2 separate regions of the Homo sapiens genome follow, and region 2 is linked to region 1. Evidence: chromatin loops called from intact Hi-C (ENCODE). Cell type or tissue: A673. All regions are shown on one strand.

Region 1 (8,000 bases):
CTGCACAGGTCTCTCTGTTCTGCTTGGTGTTTCACTTCTTATAATATCATCTGCCTCTCCATTCATTTCATCAACATGTCTGTCATCAAATGATCCCTGTATTAGTACATTCTCACACTGCTATAAAGATACTACCTGAGACTGGGTAATTCACAAAGGAAAGAGGTTTAATTGACTCACACTTCGGCATGGCTGGGGAGCCCTCAGCATACTTGCAATTTTGGCAGAAAGTTTAGGAGAAGCAAACACCTTCTCCACAAGGTGGCAGGAGAGAGAGAGAGTGAAGGGGAAATATGATCCAATCACCTCCCACCAGGTCTCTCCCTGGACACATGGGGATTACAATTCAAGATGAGATTTGGGTGGGGACACAAAGCCAAACCATATTAATCCCCCTCCTTTATGGACTACACCCTTATTTCTTAAAACTCCTATGCTAGCCATGCTCAGCAAAATGACTCATGGCTCTCCTCATTAACCAGAAACCCCAGACACAATTCTATTAAAGCTATGTTCTTACCTCTTAATCAAATTTAAACCATTTCTCAGGCTCTTTCCTAGACTTTTCTTTTACATAAATTCAGTGGCCATAGGCCCTGGATTATTTTGGAATCACTTGGTTTTTCCAATCTGTTGCCTTCATGATAATCTTTCAACCATTATTTCCAAAGTAGATTCCACGAGACTTTTCTTAAAAGATACACATTGTATCTTTTTATATAGGATTTATAAAGGAATCAGTTTTAATCCTTGGTCACACTCTGCTTTGCATTATTTACTGTGTGTGAGCCTTCTCTTTGCAAAAGGATTGTGGACTAGCTCTGATCAAGGCCTATATTTTACACACAGTTTTTATAGCATCTTGCTCATTGCACAGTTAAGAGTTTAGTAAACATTTGCCAATTCAGTAAGTGCAACTCTCAACTATATTTGCATTAAATTTTAGTTCTTCTTCATTTAAATAAATGAGGTACCAATAATAATCAAATGAGGGAAGATTTTTTGGATCAGAACTAATTCCAGATCACCATTATATTACTTCATTAAATCTGTCTACATGTATACTTAGTCCTGGGTGCTTACATATTATTTAATTAGTGCTTCTATGTTTCATATAGGATAGAGCTTTTCATTATTTTAATTTCTTAGTAGTTAACTTTGCAGTCTAGATTGAGCCCTTCCCTATGCTTGAATATCAGTTGTTTGCATGTGTGTGTGCATGGGTATGCACATTACCGATAGATGAAAGATGAAAAGGGTGAAAGGGGAGGGAATCTCAACATCCATGGGAGGATCCAGGAATGTTTGGACTGCAAAGTAGAGCTTGGAAACATTTGTCTCATGTAGACTTGGGTTTAGATTTAATGAGATAATTTTCCACCTAGGATTTACTGGCTTTCAGACCCTTGGGGAGCTTTATGTTTTAGGCAGTGAATTGTCTGACCAAGATTGATAATCTGATTTATTACAAATATTATTCTACACAAACGTTAGAAATTTAAGTGGAATATCATCTAGGGCTGGCTTTCTGCCAATTTGGAAAAAGAATAATAATGAAGTGAATGTTTAGTATTTATTGCAGTAGGCTTATCATCAAAGCTGACTGAGTAGACAGCAATAGAAAATTCCATCCCAGAGTTTCTCCCGTAAATGATTACTCTGAGGTATTATTTTGGATATCAAAATCTACTGGTGGCAAGGTTATACGTTTTTTTAAAAAAGGAATGAACTGAAAAACAGTATGGTATAGTTCAACAATTACTGGAATAGAAGTTTGTTTTCTACTCACTCGCGAGATGTCTCATTGCTCTGCATATATCTACCCACCTTTATCCTAGGATAGTTATAATATAGGTCCTATCAATAACATAAGCTTTCTGGAATAATCAGTGAAAATGTCTGTGGTCATGCAAGACAAAATATATTTATTGTGAATTAACATAACTTGCACACAACATTGGATGGCCTATTTTTAATCAGGAAATAACTATAGTGGGCAAAAGGCTTTGTCAGTTCCAAAGAACACAGTCCACAGTAGTCATTGTAGTAAAATAGGCAAGTAATTAAGCAGAAAAAACTTATTAGAATCCATAAGCTTGGTACTAAAAGCAATCTGGCTGCTGGGTCTTGATAAATAAAACCCCCTCCCAAATGCAGATGGCCAGGCAGAAACTCTTTGGATGCGGTTCTATTTAAATTTGACAGCCTATTTGAAAGTGACTGCCTGAGATCCACACCCCAAATTTAATTACCACTGCATCTGTTGTGATGCGGCTTGTGATGAACAAGCTGCCACTACTATGTTGTTGTAGAGGTTGTTGCCTCCCCTCATTTATCCTCAGGCAGTGGCTTCACACGCAGTCTGGCTGGCCATCACGCTTAGCCTGTTAGATTCCTGCCAGGCTTCATCTTGCAGCAAATACTGGCTGTTGGCTGAAACAGAAGCTGAGAGAGCGGTTCCTGTTACCCATCCGCCAGTCTCTCTCTGCAGGAGTGGGGAAATAGTAGGAGCAACACTGACTCAGTCACAAAATGTGTTCAGTCATCAATCCAACTGCATGATCTTCCTGAATGGTTTTGCCAGTTGCCAATTTTATGATGATCTGTGAGAGCGTTTGGTTATCTTTCCCCCTTCCCTCTTTTCCTCCCTCCCCCTTTCTTCTCTTTCCTTCTCCTCCTCTTTCTTTCTTTCTTTTTTTTTTCTTGATTTCATAGGCAGTTCCTTATTTTCTATATACATATACATAGACTAAGTAGGCACTTAGGAAATTTTTAACTTCCTATTTCACCTTTCTGTTTTTTAACTTCCTGATACCATTTGTTTTGACATTAAAGGACACCTTGCCTCTTTGGCTGTCCAATACATAATTTAGCTACACAAGGGACACAGCCTATTTAATGAGGCTTTTTTATTCATTTCCAATCAGGTCCTAATTCCAGGACAAAGTTTATTAAGCCTGGATTCCTAAAATCATCCGAAAGTTATCAGAAAGACTTCATTTCTATTCATAGTCCTACTCTAAGAAGTATTTTTGGCAATGAATCCCAGCATAACACTGCACCAAGATGCTGCATCAAGATACTGTAATCCCAGCTACTTGGGAGGCTGAGGCATGGGAATCACTGGAATCCGGGAAGTGGAGGTTTCAGTGAGCCGAGATCATGCCACTGTACTGCAGCCTGGGCCACAGAGCGAGACTCTGTCTCAGGAAAAAAAAAATACTGTATCCAAAAAAAAGAGAAAGAAATAAAGGAAGCAAGAGAGAAGGAAGGAAGGGAGGGAGGGAGGGAGGAAGGAAGAAAGGAAGGAAGGAAGGAAGGGAGGGAGGGAGGGAGGGAGGGAGGAAGGAAGGAAGAAAGGAAGGGAGGGAAGGAGGGAGGGAGGGAGGGAGGGAGGGAGGAAGGAAGGAAAGAAGGAAGGAAGGAAGGGAGGGAGGGAGGGAGGGAGGGAGGGAGGGAGAGGGAGGAAGGAAGGAAGGAAGGAAGGAAGGAAGGAAGGAAGGAAGGAAGGAAGGAAGGAAGAAAAAAAAAGGGAAATGAACCATCGGGACATAAAGTGAAAATCATTCTCAAAGTAAGTTTAGTACTTCAACAAATGTCTCCAGGAAGTAATAATTTGCCTGTGTATCTTTTGTCTAAGTCATCTAGGAGAAGATGAATTCTGTGTCAGACATCGCGGTGGTCCCTTTGTGTATATAATTTATATAATCTTCACCGCAAAACATCAACATGATATTGATGATCATGCCCAATTTGCAGGAGAAAAGTGAAGCTAGAGAAGGAAAGTTACTTGCCCAAGCTTACATAGGCTGCAAATTCATAAGTGGCTTGCAAATGCAGGTCATCTTTCCTCTCTATCTCACTGTCTTTTGGATATTTTACGTGCACACTGATGTTTGGATTGCATATGTGTTCATGTTAACTATACTTTCTGTACAATTTGAGCCCCAAATAGTTTTAATTAAATTCTTTTCTATAAACAGTTGAAAATACTTAGGCTTTCCTCCTTCACTGGTAGGATTATAGAACTAATTAGGAAAGGCCAGAAGTTCACGTCGTAGTAGGCTTTGCTCCTGCAGAATCATAAACTGCTCCCCAAACCTTGTACACCATTGTCCATGTTCTGCAAGGAAGTTAGACAAGAAGGCAAGGCCAAACCAAAGCCAATTGTTGCTATGTTAAAAAACAGCTGGAAGTTTCCATCATGCTGAAAGTATGTTTAGTAGTATCTCAACTGCCCAGAGGAACAAAAACATTTATCACTTACAGAAATTCTTACCTCTAAGAATACATTAAGTGGTGTTTCTCTTTACAAATGATTGGTCTCAGCATATTCTTAGATATTTCTCATTTCGCCAAATTATTTCCTCCAATATGTTACACAGTTTTTTAAAAAACTTGCTCATTGCATTCAATTATTTAGTCTACACTCTGGGAAGTGAAAAGCAATCATGTTGGTGTTTGATTTAAATAAAATGTTTTTGGAATAAAATTAGAAGAACAAGTTGATTTTCATCACCTTATATTTGTTGAATAAAGTGGCAATGCTCTTTATTTTACTTATGTAGGTGCAGTCTAAATCTGCTTTTATTTAAAAAGTCATTTGCCCCCCATCAATTGAGAATAATTTGGGCTGTATATGAAATAATTATGACTGACATTTTCAGAATTTCTAACAACAGGATCTTCAGAAATAATATGGCAAAATGCAATTAAGAACTAAGCTAGTTTTTGTTTGTTTCATTTTTGTAGTCATTAAAGGTCCCTAAGACTGCTGAAAAGATGATATCACTTAATAACTATGGACAAAAAAAAAAAAAAACTACTTGGAGTCAGACAAATCTAGCTTTTAATTCTTGCTTCTCCAGTTAACAAGGATGAAGTCTTAGGCAAGTTATTTCACCTCCCTAACCACACTTCAGCACTTGTTGAATGGGGATGGTGCTCTTATTTTATATCTGTTGTAAGGATTACATGAGATAATATAGGGAAAGTGCTAAGCAAAATAAATTAAGCAATCAATATACATTTCTTATAATGATAGTACAATTTTCTCTGGTTAGGTGACTTTTGGGGATGGGGTAAGAAAGATCTGTATTTGTTGCATTGATATACAGCTACTGGCTCCATGATCTTGATGATGATTATGCTGGCGGGATAAACCCCTCTGTCACAGCATTATGCTTTTCTTTTCAGTTTTCTTTTCTGTCTCTCAGGGTTATCATCCATTATCTATTGCTGATTTCATTGCGATAGTTACATGTTGTGCTCTCCTAATATTACTGCTTACTCATGATACATACAAGACCGTCAACATACAAAACTAATGACAATAAGAAACAGAATTAAATACAGCATGTAGGAGACAGAAAATAAAATTTCTGACTTCTGTTTTCAGATCAGTCATTGAATTGTTACTTGAAAGTAGACATTCTTCGAGGGAACTCGATAGGAAGCTATCTTTCAGAAATGCTATCCTCATGATCAGATCTGTTTTTAAGCTTACAAAAGCAGTTTTGTAACTTCCATAGTTTGTATATTTTTTCAAAATAACTGCATTGACTGGGGCTTCACTTGTATTCTGTGACATTTTCCTTCCCCCAGAGTAATATGGAAGCAGTTACCTTACACAATAGAAGCCTAAGTGTAGAGTAAAGCTGTTACATTCAGAGTACCAGAGAAGAAGGACACCAAACTAACAAAACATATTTTGTTTTTCATAAGAGATTTACTGCACATTTCTAAGAATAGGAATAGTAAAGCATGAAAAAAAAGTGTTTGTTCCAACTTGAGAGGCTTGAATGATAATATCATAATAGTATTTTAATTTATATTAGATCTCTTTATTATAAAAATGAGTACATAGTTATGATTATTTAAAATCATTGAGTATAAGTGACATATGCATGTCATGATAATTGTACATGGTAATTGTGAGTGGGAAGAGTATTGTTGCAATACAAAAAGATTAAGAAGATCCAAATATTTTATACAACAGGTTATAACCAAAGGATATTGAACAAATTGTATCATATTTTCTATATCTAAGATGACTGACCTAAAATATTTCAGTGAACCGAAAGTGCATTATCTCATTTTTAAATTAGTGAACCATTTTTAAAAAATACATAGAGATTCCTTGCTACCAACCTGATTTGATATCTTTCTCTTATTTCTATTTAAGTAATCTTTTAACCAACAAATGTCCCTAGGATTCAGCTTAAACGAGGCTGACATCATAATAATAGTATGATTATGTGATGGCCGTAATAGAAAATATTTTGTAATAACATAATATATGTATAATAAAATATAATAGTAAATAATTTTGAGCTGTTACTAAAACTCAGGGGCTGTGTTATGAACACTTAAGGTGTTATCTGATTTAACTTTATGGTGTAAATATGAACATAATCCCATGAAACATTGTATTTTGTAGAAAGCCTTCACCTTTCGTTTTTCTTTTTAATAGATATATTAGGATAAACCACCTACCATATGATTCACCCATTTAAACTGGTAGCTATTTTAGATAGGAAAGTCAGGGAAGATTTTCATGCAGAAGAGTCATGTGAGAAGAGTTCAGTATATAAGAAAGGTATATTTATGACATAATAGTGAGTGTATCCTTGAGAAGGCATTCTCACTAGAGTGAACAGAAAGCCCAAAGCTTTGGCTTGAGTGGGAAGAAGATATAAAGGACATTTTATTTTTTTAATTTTAATTATATGAGCTGATTTTGGAGGATTTTGAATATGGCTAGCTTATATTTCAAAAGAGTCACTGTATTGTTAGGTAGAGGATAGAATGAAGAGAAAAGACCAATTGGATGCTTTTTGCAGTGGCCAGGGACAGAGACAGTGATGACTTGTAGGTTTAGGAACACTGGAAGTGTGAAGGAAGGCCAGATTTGCACCATATATTAGTCCTAAGTTGCAACTTAATTTTGCATCCATTAATAATTTCTGACCTGGCACATGCAATTCATATCTGCCCTGTGGGGTTGGTCAGAGCCATGGACTCTGAGTCACAGATGTCTCTCTGACTTTGCTATCTTGCCCATTTCTTACACATGTTGTTTACTATGGAACGATAATTTTTAAACATTATCATGCATCAAAATCCAATGGGGCACTTGGTAAAATACAAGCTGCTGGGTCCCTCTCTCAGAGATACTGATTCAGGAGGTCTTAGGCAAAGCCCAATAATTTGCATTAAGAGATTTCTAGCTTATCATGATGCTACTGGTCTGCAGACTAGGCTTTGAGAATCACTCGTCTGGACCGTGGATTAGCAAACTTTTTCTATAAAGAGCCACATAGCAAATAATTTTAGCTTTGTGAATCACAGAATTTCTGTTGCAGCTATTCAACTCTACTATTACCTGAGATCAGCCATAGACAAAATGTAAATAGATGAGCATGGTTGTGTTCCAAAAAATGTTTTACATAGTAGGTGCCATGTGACCCTTGCTCTAGAACATTTATTCTAGTCCTAGCTATCTCTCCTACTGCTCAATATTCTTAGATATGTATATGTATGTGTATATCAGAAAATAATATACATATTAGTATACCAGCCTGTTCTTTAATATCTCAATGTTTCTCTAGTTTATTTTTTGATACCTTGCCAGTAATTTAAAAATTCACATTTCTAGTATTATATTATGGAAATGTAATAGTATCTTAAGTCCCCAATATTTCATTGGAAAAGTAGGAAGGCTTAGAGAAATTCTTTTAGGAATTATGTGTTAATTTTGGAGATCCAAAACACATTACAAAAGTTATTTGTTCTGTACTAAAAATTTTCTATTATAATCAGCCTTCTTATTTTAATAATAAGTCCATTACAATATGCCACAAGAAAAGACTGAGGAGGGGAGACCTAAATTAAATAAAAATAATATATTATCATTTTGCAGACTTACAAATGTAATGTAAATATAATGACATAAATAATATGAAATTTCCTGAAAGAGTGTGGCCTCTTGGTTTTTCAGA
Region 2 (8,000 bases), 200 kb after region 1:
CTGAATTTTTAGCAAAGCATAAAGATGTCAAAATGTGTTCTTGCAAACATACAGATTCATAAAAATAGATTGGTCATTGCTAGAGATTTTCATTTTGTGAAGTCAATGATTTGTCTCTCCTTTCCCTCACTTTGCATATATCCATATGTCAATATCAATCTCTATCACTCTATATACATATATGTATATATGCACAAGTACAAATACATACACACACATTTTTTCTGAAATTCACTGGCATAAAATGGAATCTGCGCTTAAACATGGATGAATAGCAAAGACCTTAGTAAATTTTATACTGTTCTTCTACATCAACTGACGTAAGCAATTTCATTTGATTTAAAGTAAACACAACAGGTTAAACCCATTTTCGGATGCAATGTTTCTGCTTGTTTGCTGACTTTATCTTTGAATGATAATTTCTATTTCTAGAGCAATTGGAAAAATCTGTAGTCATAGTAGATGATTTGCACAAACTAATATATATTAAAAGAAGATTCTTTTTAAACCAACATGTAATCTGAGCAACACCAAATAGCTGATTATTTCACTCAGCAATTGCGCAACGTGAAATCCTTATTTAAACTTTATCTATTTCTATTTAAAGTCTCCATACCAGCAACTGAATTAATATATTTGCATAATAGAATGTCTTTCTTTGGAATAATAAAACCTTATGTTTTATGTATTCAAAACTTTTAAGAAGTCATCTCTTGCTTTTTCCTTCTACCTAAAATAAAACTCTAATTAGAATCAAAGTACGCTTTTTGATAGAATATTTAGCATTACTTGAGCAGTGGATTTATCACATTCTCAAATAAAATATTGAAGAGTCAATATATCATTCTGGGTTCTAACTTAAAAGTTAATGAATTTTCTTCTGTAGATAAATTCACTCTACAGCTTCAGTTAACTCACATACATCTATCCAGAAGCAATCAGACATTGTAGGATCAAAGAAGTGAAGTTCTGTAAACACCCAGACTTCATTCCATGTATACACTTCAGTGAGTGACTTAAGCAGGGTTTAGCTATTTGGATAGCCATTCTCTACTGAGGGAAGCTCTGTGCTCAAAGACAAACCGACGTCTATCCTCCCCGATGACTCCCAGAGACTAGAGATTATATATTAGCTATAGTTATACCCCAAAGCAGATTGTTACTCCAAAAATTAACTACAGGAGGTGTAAGCCAAATCTTACCAGAATAAGCAACCAAGGTGAAAACTGGACTAGGCTGGACAAATAAATATCAAAATATGTCAGCTGGAGAGGAATAGAAATTAGGAAAAGGCTAGGAGGGCCAACATCCATTCAGAACTCTAAAAATTCCAAAATCTACAAAACTTTGAAAGTCTGTTTGCCACATCTCTATCTTTCATCCAAGTGATATGAAGACCTTTACTATATGAAAATGTTCCCAGTTCCAGCTTACATACACAAACACGCACACACGCTTCACTCCATGAAATTTAGCCATTTATATATATTAAACAAACGCCCTCCAAGAGATTTAAAAGACTTAGGCAACCATGGTTGGCTATCATGGCTTAAGTAGTAAATTATTTTTATCGGTTTGCTTTTGTTTGTTCATTTTTCCCATATTTATTTATAATGAAGTTCAAGTAACTGTTAGGAACTTTGAAGAATTTTAGGAATGGCCAGAAGAAAAAACTAAGGACTTTTAGACTCAGAAGACTCTAGGTATGAATCATGACTCCACCGTCATTAATTAATCATGGCCTAATCTCTGTGTCTGAAATTCTGTGTCTGAAACATCACAGATAATAATGCCTCACGTAGAGAGTGGGCAGAAGATGAAATTGGGTCATGTATGTTAGTAAGGTAACTGGCATATCATAGGTGCCAAATTAAAAGTTAATTGTTTTTCATTCAACCTGCCCTCTGGAAATGGAAACTTGGAGGAGGGTATAGGACATGTAAAGAAAACATTCAATTACAGTATGACAATTTCTAGTAGACAACTGTGATGTGGAGATTAAAGAGGTGCACAAAAGGTAGAATGGCCAATTCTCTTCAGGGACAGCTTCTTGATTTGTTTTTTGAAATACAAACATGTTCATCAGGAGGACAATATTTAGTTGAGATCTTTCATACCTTAGAAATGGTAACATGTTTGTTTCAATGAGAGCTCTAAAATGGAGAAGGGAAAGATAGTGACACAAACATTTTTTTAAGTGCCCTGGAGGTTGGGTGGAGTTGAGGGAGGCATTCTATAAGCAGATATCAAGACTGAGAACACCTTAATTTATTCATTCAATACTTATTGGGCATCTCTCATGGCCAAGCATGTGCTAGGAATCCATTATTGAATGTAGAACACATTAATTATTTAGGAGCTAGATGCTGGGGTTCCAGGGGAGCAGAGACCATTAAGAACCCTGATTTTATTAGAACAAATTCTGTCTAATGGCCAAGCATCTGCCCTTAAAAGGTTGGAATCTTTCAGGTCAGCATTATTTATGCATATGACTTATATACACACTAATATACCCATCCCATCCCACGTATGAACACACTTTTTTTTTTTTGACACCAGCTTTCGACCTGTCACTGAGGCTGGAGTGCAGTGGCATGATAATACCTAACTACAGACTCAAATTCCTGAGCTCAAGTCATCCTCTTGCCTCAGCCTCCCAAGTAGCTGAGACCACAGGTACACACCACCATGCCTGGCTAATTTTTTATTTTATTTTTTGTAGAGATGGGGGTCCCACTGTGATACCCAGGCTGGTCTTGAACTCCTGAGCTCAAGTGATCCTCCTGCCTGAGTCTACAAAAATACTGGGATTACAAGTGTGGACCAACATGCCTAGCACACTTTTTTTTTTTTTTTTTTTACAACCAGAAAGGAGATCAAGGTATCAAGTATAGGCTGGGTGCCCAGTGGTTCATGCCTATAATCCCAGTACTTTGGGAAGCTGAAGTGGAAGAATAGCTTGAACACAGGAGTTCAAAACCAGCCTAGGCAACATAGTGAGACCCAATTCCTACAAAAAATAAACAAAATTAACTGAGCATGGTGGTGTGTGCCTGTACACCCAGCTACTTAGGAGGCTGAGGTGGGAGGACCCCTTGAGCCCAGGAGGCTTCAGTGAGCCATGATCACACCACTACACTCCAGACTGGGTGACAGAGTGAGACCCTGTCTGAAAAAAAATAGGTATTAAGTATAGAGTTTTCATTGCTTCATCCTGTACTCAGGTCTAAGAACAGAACCTCAGGAGGTACCAACAGTTAAGAGTACTAGTAGCCCTTGAACAACGTGGGTTTAAACTTCACGGGTCCACTTATATGCATTTTTTTCTGCCTCCCCTGAGAGAGGAAGACCAATCCCTTCTCTTCCTCCTCCTCCTCAGCCTACTCAACATGAAGGTGCTGAGAAACAAGATCTTCATGATAATCCAATTCCACTTAATGGGTAGTAAATATATTTTCTTTTTCTTATGATTTTCTTAATAACATTTTCTTTTCTTTAGTTTATTGAACGAATACAGTATAGAATACATATAACATACAAAATGTTATCACCAATTGTTATTTATTAGTAAGGCTTCTGGTCAACAGTAGGTTATTGGTAGTTACAGTTTTACCTTTTCAAGTCAAAAGTTATGTGTAGATTTTCAACTGTGTAGACCGTTGGTGTCCCTAACTCACATGTTGTTCAAGGGTAGACTATGCGTGCGTGTGTGTGTGTGTGTCTATATATAGACACACACACATATATAATGTGTGCATATATGTATATTAAATATGACATATATAATATACACAAATATATAGTTATTGCTACCATTGTAGGGTGAGAAAAGGAACAGTGAAGGAATTAACAGTGAAGGAATTAAAAATTCTAAAACAGAAAAAAATACTACTGAGAGTGCCAGTCCACGATGAGATATAAAGCAAGTGCCACAAATGCTAAAAGTAAATCAAAACACTAATTTCTTTATTTCTATATCAAGAAAGTGTTGTTACTACGAATGCCAGGAAAGAAGAAAGGAAGGGAAGAAGGGAGGGAGGGAGGGAGGGAGGGAGGGAAGGTAGGAAGGAAGGAAGGAAGGAAGGAAGGAAGGAAGGAAGGAAGGAAGGAAGGAAAAAAAAAACAAAAGAGCTGAACTAAACAAAGTTCACTAACATTTTGGCACTAGCTCACTGTCTTATCATGAACTGATAGTAAGAAGTTTGCAGACCAGCCATCAATGCACTAACCCCATTTTGAGTAACATAGCATTGGAGAATAAGAGAAGAGGAAGTTTTAAGGAGAGATGGATGGTTAGCCTTGTAAAATACTGCGTATTTCAGGCAAGATGTGGACTAAGGAAATGTCATCTTAGATGGTAGATGAAGCCTGGAAACTTTTGAAATAACAGTTTGGGGAGAGAAGTAATGTAACAGGTTGGTTACTGAAAAGAATAAAAACTTGTGTGACATTCAGCTCTATGTCTTCAGCTTCTTGCCATGATGCCTCGTGGCTGATAAACATTAATTATTCAGCAAGTATTTGTTGAGTGTAGTAGTAAAGAAATTAGTAGGTAGAAAATGGAGACAATAGCAACATATAAGTCACAATTTTGAGGAACATGACTGAGAACAGGAGGAGGCAATACTCCAAGTTTAGAATGATTTAAGTCCTCTTGATGCAAGCATTTTTAAGCACGGTGGGAACAGAGGAAGTGACCAAATATAAAATCTGAAGCTGAAAATGGAGTGGGGATATGAAGATGAAATGCGTGGAGGGATGAAGTGAAAGAGTTGGAAGAATGAAAGGAGATAATTGAGTCTGTTATTATTCTGCGTTTGTTATTTGCTAAGCTACCCAAAAAATGTTTAAGAAAATTGGCCAACCGTGATTCTACATTCCCCAAATACTATATCTTAGAAATATGACAATAGACTAATTATAATCATTATAACTATACTGGTCAGAGGAAAATTCATGACACCACCACCCCCACCATCCCTGCACACCTGCACACACCTGCACATAAACCCGTACTGGTGAGCTAGCGTTGGTAATGGTCCAATAGGATGTGTTACAAAATACAACTTCAACCATGCAAGGCAAACAGGGCAGATTTTGAGCCACAAAGAGCTTGCTTATTCAACACAGAGTGAATATACAGGTAAATAGCTGAAATGCCTTATTTGCATCTGAGTAACTAATGTGTCCTGCATTTAAGAATAGACCCCAGAACTGATTATAGGTAAATTTCCAGCTTACCGTTTTGACTTAAGTCAGAAAGCCCCCAAATCTTGGTCTTGAAATCACATCTGAGTGAGGAATAAAATCTAACAGTTTAAGGACACAAAATAACATGATTCTGGATCACAGCCTGCACCAAGAACTCACTTTACTAGCGATCAGATTTTATCATCTCTTTATGTATCTCACAATGAGAAAATGGCAGTGTTATTTGCAGTAGTAGCATCTTCTCCCCTGTAATGGCATTCATGTAGAAGTACTATAGGACTATAGGGTACATAAATGAATTTTTAAGTGGTAGAAAAATGTCTCCAATAACAGAAACCATCCTAAAATAAAGATTAATGACTTAGCAAAAGAAGGTCAAGAGCTGCTTTAGAAAAAGTTGGTCTCATATTGTTAGACAGGAGTTTCCAGTCTTTTTTTAGCATATGCATAAGCTAAAAGAACTTTGACATTCATATATATGTGTGTGTGTATATAGATACATATATATCTGTATATCTATATATGTATATATACATATGTGTGCATGTATGTGTGTGTGTATATATATATAATATCAGACTGATCCTAATTAGCATTGCTTCCAGAGATTAATAAAAAAGTATGAAAATAACATAGTTTAGCAATTCCATGGTCACCTCTGAATGCTTTGGGATTATTTATTTATACGTCATTTATACCTACCTGAAATCCTTCTTGAAGATAGCATATTCCTTTTTTTCTTAAACCCCCTATTTTGTTCTCTGAAGATCTTGAAATGTCTGGATTTTTCATTATGAGTTAGTATTATTGTAGTTATGGAGTCTCTTCAACAACCTAACTTCATGTTATTGTTACAGACAGCAAAGAAGCTTGTAACATAATGCTGTGAGTAGAATTTACATGATTTTCCTTGCCTTTAATCTACATTAATTATTCAAGAATATGTATGTTAACTAAATTGATTGATTAAGGAGTATATTTTGAAAGGTTCTGTATTAGTCCTGTTTTCATGCTGCTGATAAAGACATACCACAGACTGGGTAATTTATCAGGAAAAAGGGTTTATAGGACTCAAAGTTCCACGTGGCTGGGGAAGCTGAAGTCTCACAATCATGGCAGAAGGCAACGAGGAGCAGCTCACATCTTACGTGGATGACAGCAGGCAAAGAGAGAGCTTGTGCAGGGAAATTCCGCCATATAAAGTCATCAGATCTCGTGAGACTTATTCAATATCATGGGAACAGCACGAGAAAGACCTGCCCCCATAATTTAATCATCTCCCACCAGGTCCCTCCCACAACATATGGGAATTCAAGATGAGATTTGGGTGGGGACACAGCCAAACCATATCAGGTGTCTTTTAAAATCAGATTAACACAGTCATTGAAGTAGCAAGTGTTCTTTTCTCCCTCTCTCCCTCTTCCTTTTTCTTTTCCTTTTATTTCCTTCCTTCCTTCCTTCCTTCCTTCCTTTCTCTCTTTCTCTCTCTCTCTCTCTGTCTCTCTCTCTCGCTCTTTCTTTTTCTTTACTTCCTGTTTATTGTATTCAGAAAGTAGCAGCCTGGGGAAGTACCAGTGGTGAGGCAAAAGACAGTCATAGAAGACATTGAATGCATCACATAGTTTTCAGCTTAGAAAAGCTATATTAAACAACTTTATGAAAGGAAAACTCATTTGCCAAAAATCAAGAAAATTTCATGGCTTTTTTTCTGTGTTCTGCCATTTGACTAGAAATGAGAGCAAGGAAAATATTCTTGCCTGTACTGGAAAACTTACAATCAAAGATAGTAACAGTCTAGTCTTGCATTGACATTTTGAGTAAGGGTTACAGAATAGGTAACACTTCTGATCACAGAGCTTTCCCAAGAAGAGTACTGTGGGAAAGAGAAAACAGCCAAAATGTTCATGTGGCTCTTAAATATTAATTAGAATTTTGATATTACTGAGACATGGTAATGTTTTGCAAATGAAAGGGGTAGACACAAGAAATATTAAGTAATTTGCTTCAAGTCTCAATACTATTTTATCACCAGAACTAGAAGTACAATCTTTTCACTCATTAACTTAAAAATTATCTTTTGTGAAATTTGCATTTTATTATTTTCAGAATCATTGTGAGTTCCTTTATCCTTTGAATTTTTCATTCTTGATTTTTAAATGCATACTTCATTGAGCAGAATAGTTTCTAATACTAGTCTTGAGAATCATATTTAGGGGGTATATTTTCTGAACATTTACATAATTTTCTTGTACCTTTTACTTGAATAGCTCTGTACATATTTCTTTCAGCTTCTGTCTTTCAAAATTCTGTAGATACCACTTCATAAATTTATGACTTTTAATCATTCTGAATGTGATTCCTCTGTAGGCATTTTGTATTTACTAACTGAATGCTTGAAAGATTAATTTTTTTCTTTTTCCTTAAAATTCAAAAATGTATCTAGGTCATAGATTGGCATTGTCACCATTGTGTTAATTTTTTGTAGTGAGTTTTTAAATATTCTCATGAAAGCTTTTCATCAGCCCTGAAAAAAATAAGTGTTTTTGAGTGCATTTTTGAATGATACTTCTCATCCAATTGTCCTAGTGATGTATCGTTACATTTCCTCTTATTTATTCACTGTTTTTATTTACATTCTAGAGGAGTTTTCTTCTAAGTTTTTCTTTACTTCTTTGATACCTTTTCCTTTCCTCTTATGTCTTTTATGTTTGTGGATGGATAAACTTTATAAATCTGTTACTCTATACTAATCTCCATTTCAATCTTTTTAAAAAATTCTTCCCAGATAG

What was found. Peaks named below come from ENCODE experiments on the same cell type or tissue, not always from the same donor. Only the 100,000 strongest peaks of a DNase experiment are listed, where the experiment ranks them.
Region 2: it touches region 1 in a loop (4-fold over the local background); 10 of 110 quality-filtered maps call a loop at or near these places.

Annotation. Positions count from the first base shown.
Region 1 is chr14:86,462,133-86,470,132 of GRCh38, forward strand. No RefSeq gene overlaps it. Among named protein-coding and RNA genes, the nearest start is that of LINC02309, 130 kb to the left of the region's middle. In A673, a CTCF peak has its summit at 247 (motif pointing right); DNase peaks (open chromatin) are centred at 269 and 3,739; H3K27ac peaks cover 2,512 bases.
Region 2 is chr14:86,661,977-86,669,976 of GRCh38, forward strand. No RefSeq gene overlaps it. Among named protein-coding and RNA genes, the nearest start is that of LINC01148, 240 kb to the right of the region's middle. In A673, no CTCF peak of the experiment used is centred here; a DNase peak (open chromatin) is centred at 4,205; H3K27ac peaks cover 3,006 bases.